2 separate regions of the Homo sapiens genome follow, and region 2 is linked to region 1. The links are chromatin loops, found by intact Hi-C in ENCODE. Cell type or tissue: HCT116. All regions are shown on one strand. Each heading gives the region's core, and the rest is flanking DNA. Links, peaks and the distances in the headings are about the cores only.

Evidence for each region. Hi-C counts contacts between places; a loop is a spot of excess contacts. Peaks named below come from ENCODE experiments on the same cell type or tissue, not always from the same donor. Only the 100,000 strongest peaks of a DNase experiment are listed, where the experiment ranks them.
Region 2: it touches region 1 in a loop (6-fold over the local background); 5 of 110 quality-filtered maps call a loop at or near these places.

What each region holds. Positions count from the first base shown.
Region 1 is chr19:8,239,092-8,242,002 of GRCh38, reverse strand. All of the region lies in intron 2 of CERS4 (ceramide synthase 4), which reads right to left. It overlaps LOC107985282 (a long non-coding RNA gene), which reads left to right and starts at 1,509. Exons shown (of 2, transcript XR_001753859.2): 1 at 1,509-1,669; 2 at 1,918-2,100. RefSeq lists a silencer at 1,438-1,487. In HCT116, for the core only: no CTCF peak of the experiment used is centred there; a DNase peak (open chromatin) is centred at 1,482; H3K27ac peaks cover 958 bases.
Region 2 is chr19:8,173,368-8,176,278 of GRCh38, reverse strand. It overlaps the pseudogene LOC100422633. Among named protein-coding and RNA genes, the nearest start is that of FBN3, 25 kb to the right of the region's middle. In HCT116, for the core only: no CTCF peak of the experiment used is centred there; no DNase peak of the experiment used is centred there.

The DNA of each region.
Region 1 (2,911 bases), core at 276-2,775:
CAAGGCTCAACTTCTCCTGAGGGAAGGGAGGAAATGAGGCTGAGGGATGTGTTCCTCAATTTCTAGCTTTTCTCTTTTGGATCCAGTTCTTCTGTTTGTTCCCTGTCATCCTCTGTCTTCCTGGGCCTCAGTTGTCCCATCTGAAAAATGGGTACAGCTAGATTCCCTCCTTGTTCTACCAGGCTATTGTGAGGCTCAGGGCAGGCGGGCAGTTTATAAACACTCCATGCTGATATCACAACGGATCTGATTCCTGATTCCTGCCTCACCCGTTTACCAGGCATGGAACGTGGCCTATCTGTGCCTCAGTTTTATCTGTAAAATGGAACAAACAATAGCCCCTCTTCCACATGGAGTGGTTCGGAATGGCACCTGAGGTGGAGTGAGCACCTAGTAAAATTTAGAGGACCGAGTGCAGTGGCTCACACCCAGCACTTTGAGAGGCCGAAGTGGGAGGATTGCTTAAGGTCAGGAGTTCGAGACCAGCCAGGGCAACATAGCAAGACAAAAAAATTTAAAAATTAGGTGGGCATAGTGACACACACCTGTAATCCCGGCTACTCAGGAGGCTGAGGTGAGAGGACTGGTTGAGCCCAGGAGTTTGAGGCTGCAGTGAGCTGTGATCACACCACTGCACTCCAGCCTGGGTGACGGAGCAGATCCTGTTTCGGAAAAAAACCCCCCAAAAAACAGCTTAGACTGTGATAGTTACTGCTAGACAGGAGGTGGGGGCAGGATGGGGAGTGGTCTGGAAAGAAGGGGTGCTGGCCTATGGAGGCTTCTAGATGGTTCTTCCAAGCCCTTAGGACGGTTTCCAGCATCTGAGGTGCCTAAGGCTGCTGGAAGCTTTCCTTGCCCCTGCCACCTTCCCTTAAAGCTGCAGCTGAAGTGTTTGGGCTGGGCTGGACGACAGCAGCTTCAGGGTCATCTGCAGAGCCACCGCGTGGGTGGCAGGGCCAGTGTGACCAGCCTCTTCTCCCCTCACCCCACCCGCCCCCAAGCCTGGCTGCTGTTTGAAGCCTCCCTGGCCCCACTCCCAGCTTGGCCCCTGCCACCTGGGAACCAAACTGATAATCCTTCTTAGTGGCTAAAAATAGCCCCAGATTGGGGGAAAGAGAGAGAATGGGGCTTTGTACTGACACGGGAGGTGGGTTAGGGGGCATGAGTAGAGGATCCCTGCCCCTCTTCAGGGGTCTGAGTGAGAAGGACTGGTTCCCACGGCTTCCCCGAACCCCCAAGGACCCTGGCACTGCTCAGCAGATCAGAGCTATGCACATAGGTTTGTTTTGTTTTGCTTTCAATCTAGCTGGAAATACAGGACTTGTCCATGGTTGTGAAAAAGGCAATTAATTCAGACCCCAGATGTCTGGGCCTCCCAGAGATGAAAACACACACACACACACACACACACACACACTTGCATACATTGACTCACTCACCCGCCCCTGCAGCCTGGCCCGCTGCCTGGGGTCACCTGATTCCTGCGGCCAGAGGCTCAGGCGGGAGCACGTGACATGCTGGAAGGAAGGGGGCTGTTTGCAGATAACCACAGCCTGCCTCTGCACCGGGTCCTGGCTGTCCCTTCCAGACGGACCTGTCTCTTCCACTCTGAGCCTCTCTGAGCAGAGGTCCCACAGGGTGTTAGTGACCAGAGATGCTGCCGGTTGAGGTACCACTCCCCCCAAAGACCCCAAGGTGGACCCCAAGTTCAAGGTTCCGCCTTACCTGAGCCCCTTATTTCTGCACACATTCCTGCCCTCTACATTCTGGCCCTGCTGCCTCCCCACCTCTGCCTCCCCAGCTTAATCCATAGCAACTGCTGCTTGCTGGGCTTCCAACTCACCAAGCTCACTTGTACCATGTTTGCACCCCAGACAGTCACATACATGTCTGACTGTGTTATCATTCTTATTTCAGCTCAAATGTCACCTCCTCCAAGAAGACTTCTCAGACTACCACCAAAGAGGCCACCATATTATTCTGTCTCCTGATCCTGTGTAGTTCCTTCAACCCTCTTGTCCCAGTTGATCTGTTTCATTGGGGTGTCTTCTTCACCCCAAGGCATAAGTTTCATGAAAGAAAAGAATGTTGTTTGAGTCACTGCTGTATCCTCAGAGCCTCAGACAGGGCTGGACACATTAGATGCCACATAAATGTTTGCTACATGGATGAATGAGTAGAATAGACAGATGGACAGGTGGGAGGGTGCAAGGATGTTAGCTCAGGTGGTCAAACTCTCTAGAAAAATAACCCACCCTTAACAGGCATGGTTGGCTTGATCTCCATAAACATTCCCATAAAGGAAACGTGGGAACTGGGAAGCCCAAGGCTCAAAGCAAGAAATGACTAGAGACAGATCACAGGTCACTCAGTCAGCAAGGGGGACAGTCAAGGATAGAAGCTTCCTTGGGTGAGGAGGGGGCTGCTCTGCTCCCACAGTGGGCTCAGGGTTCATACGGTCCTGCGGAGGCCTCCCCAGGCCTACCTCTGCTGATTAAAGTTTCCCCAAAAAGCAAGCTCCTCCTTCTACTTGCCCTCTAAGCTTTCGGGGTACTAGAAGCTAATCATGCAATTTTTCTTTTTTCTTTTTCTTTTTTTTTTTTGAGACGGAGTTTTGCTCTTGTTGCCCAGGCTGGAGTACAGTGGCGCGATCTCGGCTCACTGCAACCTCTGCCTCCCGGGTTCAAGCAATTCTTTTGCCTCACCCACCTGAATAACTAGGATGACAGGTGTTTGCCATCATGCCCGGGTAATTTTTATTTTAGTAGAGACGGAGTTTCACCATGCTGGCCAGGCTGGTTTCGAACTCTTGACCTCAGGTGATCCACCTGCCTCAGCCTCCCAAAGTGCTGGGATTACAGGTGTGAGCCACCACACCTGGCCACAATTTTTCTTTCTTAAAGAGATGGGG
Region 2 (2,911 bases), core at 314-2,813, 66 kb after region 1:
AGTGCTGGGATCACAGGTGTGAGCCACTATGCCCAACCGACCCTATCTCATTTATTTATTTATTGGATTTATTTATATATATATTTTTGGGGGATGGAGTCTCACTCTGTCACCCAGGCTGGAGTGCACTGGAGTGATCTCAGCTCATTGCAACCTCCATCTCCCGGGTTCAAGCAATTCTCCTGCCTCATCCTCCCGAGTAGCTGGGACTACAGGCGTACACCACTACATCTGGCTAATTTTTTGTATTTCAGTAGAGACGGGGTTTCACCATGTTACCCAGCGTGGTCTCACACTTCTGAGCTCAGGCAATCTGCCTGCCTCGGCCTCCCAAAGTGCTAGGATTACAGGGGTGAGCCACCGCACCTGGCCTGGACCGACCCTATCTCTTAAAAAAAAAAAAAAGGCCGGCATGGTGGCTCACGCCTGTAATCCCAGCAGTTTGGGAGGCTGAGGTGGGCAGATCACGAGGTCAGGAGATCAAGACCATCCTGGCTAAGACTGTGAAACCCAGTCTCTACTAAGAATGCAAAATATTAGCCGGGCATAGTGGCACCTGCCTGTAGTCCCAGCTACCCAGGAGGCTGAGGCAGGAGAATCGCTTGAACCTGGGAGGTGGAGCTTGCAGTGAGCCGAGATCATGCTATTGCACTCCAGCCTGGATGGCAGAGCAAGATTCTGTCTCAAAAAAAAAAAAAAAAATTGTGTTGGCCAAAACTTTCACAACACCCATCCCAAAATACTTGTTCTGCGTGGTATGCAGATCAACTGTCTCTTCAGACAAGCACTTCTTTAACCTTTACTTCATCAAAATGGAATATTTCTTTGAAATTCCACACCTTTTAAAATTCCTAAATCCTCAGACAGCTTTCTTAGTTGGTTCATCTGAAGTCTCATCATCTTTGGTACAACAATCTCTAATGAGAACAGGTTTCAATAAAGGAGGTGACTCAATCACCATCTTGTTTTTGAGATAGAGTCTTGCTCTATCACCCAGGCTGGAGTGCAGTGGCACGATCTCAGCTCGCTGCAACCCCGCCTCCTGGGTTCAAGCAATTCTCATGCCTCAGCCTCCCAAGAAGCTGGGATTACAGGCACATGCCACCATGCCTGGTTAATGTTTTTTGTATTTTTAGTAGTAACATGGTTTCACCATGTCGGCCAGGCTGGTCTTGAACTCCTGGCTTCAGGTAACCCACCTGCCTCAGCCTCCGAAAGTGCTGGGATTACGGGCATGAGCCACCGCGCCTGGCCTCAATCATCTTGTTTAACTATTTCTCAAAAGCTCTGATCTGCAAAGGAAGATTAATTTCAGGTCTGAACTGGCCAACAGAAACCACCAAATGTCCTGGGGTCATCTTTTTCTGAAGTCAGGGAATGTTCAGAAATGCCCGCATACCACGTGGTGGATGAACAATACTAGCGTAATTCCCAGCTTTCCACAGTGAGAGGATATGGTTCAGTGTCCAAGAAGAATTCATCATGAGTACATACATCACTGCAAGAACCGAAGAGTCCACAAATAAACCGAAAACTAAATAGTAGTAGATGAGCTTTGCTTTACTGAGGATTCCTGGTAACGAAGGCTGTGTTATTTTATTCAACATTTTGTGCCCATGCCTGTAGTCTCAGCTACTTGGAAGGCTGAGGTGGGAAGATCACTTGGGCCCAGGAAGTCGAGGCTGGAGTGAGCTGCAATGGTGCCACTGCACTCTAGCCTGGGCGACAGAGTGAGACTCTGTCTCAGAAATAAACAAGCGAACAAACAAACAAACAACATAGGCTGTGTGCAGTGGCTCATACCTTTAATCTCACCACTTTGGGAGGCTGAGGTGGGTGGATCACTTGAGATCAGGAGTTCAAGACCAGCCTGGCCAACATGATGAAACCCTGTCTCTACCAAAAATACAAAAATTAGCCGGGCGTGGAGGCTTGGGCCTGTAATCCCAGCTACTTGGGAGCCTGAGACAGGAGAATTGCTTGAACCCAGGAGGCGGAGGTTGCAGTGACCTGAGATCGCACCACTGCACTCCAGCATGGGCAACACAGCGAGACTGTCTCCAGAAAATAATAATAATAATAATAATAATAATAATAATAATAATAATAACAACCTGCTTCAAGATACTTACTTTTTCTGCAGGGCTCTTGAAACCACACCATAAAACTCATTCTCCTTCTCCACTAGCATTGCAGTATGGATTAAAAAAATTCAAATAGGCCAGACGCGGTGGCTCATGCCTGTAATCCCAGCATTTTGGGAGGCTGAGGTGGGCAGATGGCTTGAGGTCAGGAGTTCAAGACCAGCCTGGTCAACATGGTGAATCCCCATCTCTACAAAAAAAAAAAAATACAAAAATTAGCCAGACATGGTGGCGCATGCCTGTACTCCCAGCTACTCAGGAGGCTGAGGCAGGAGAATCACTTGAACCCAGGATGTGGCAGTTGCAGTGAGCTGAGATCATGCCACTGCACTGCAGCCTGGGTGACAGAGTGAGACACTCTCAAAAAAAAAGGCCGGGCGTGGTGGCTCACGCCTGTAATCCCAGCACTTTGGGAGGCTGAGGCAGACGGATCACGAGGTCAGGAGATCGAGACCATCATCCTGACTAACACGGTGAAACCCCGTCTCTACTAAAAATACAAAAAATTAGCTGGGCATGGTGGCGGGTGCCTGTAGTCCCAGCTACTTGGGAGGCTGAGGCAGGAGAATGGCATGAACCCAGGAGGCAGAACTTGCAGTAAGCTGAGATAGTGCCACTGCACTCCAGCCTGGGCGAAAGAGCAAGACTCCGTCTCAAAAAAAAAAAAAAAACAGCAATCACTATTTGATTTTTTCCATTTTTTTGCTGGTTGACACTGACTTTTTCTTTCTTGATAGCAGCAGATTCCTCAAAGGATGATTACCAAA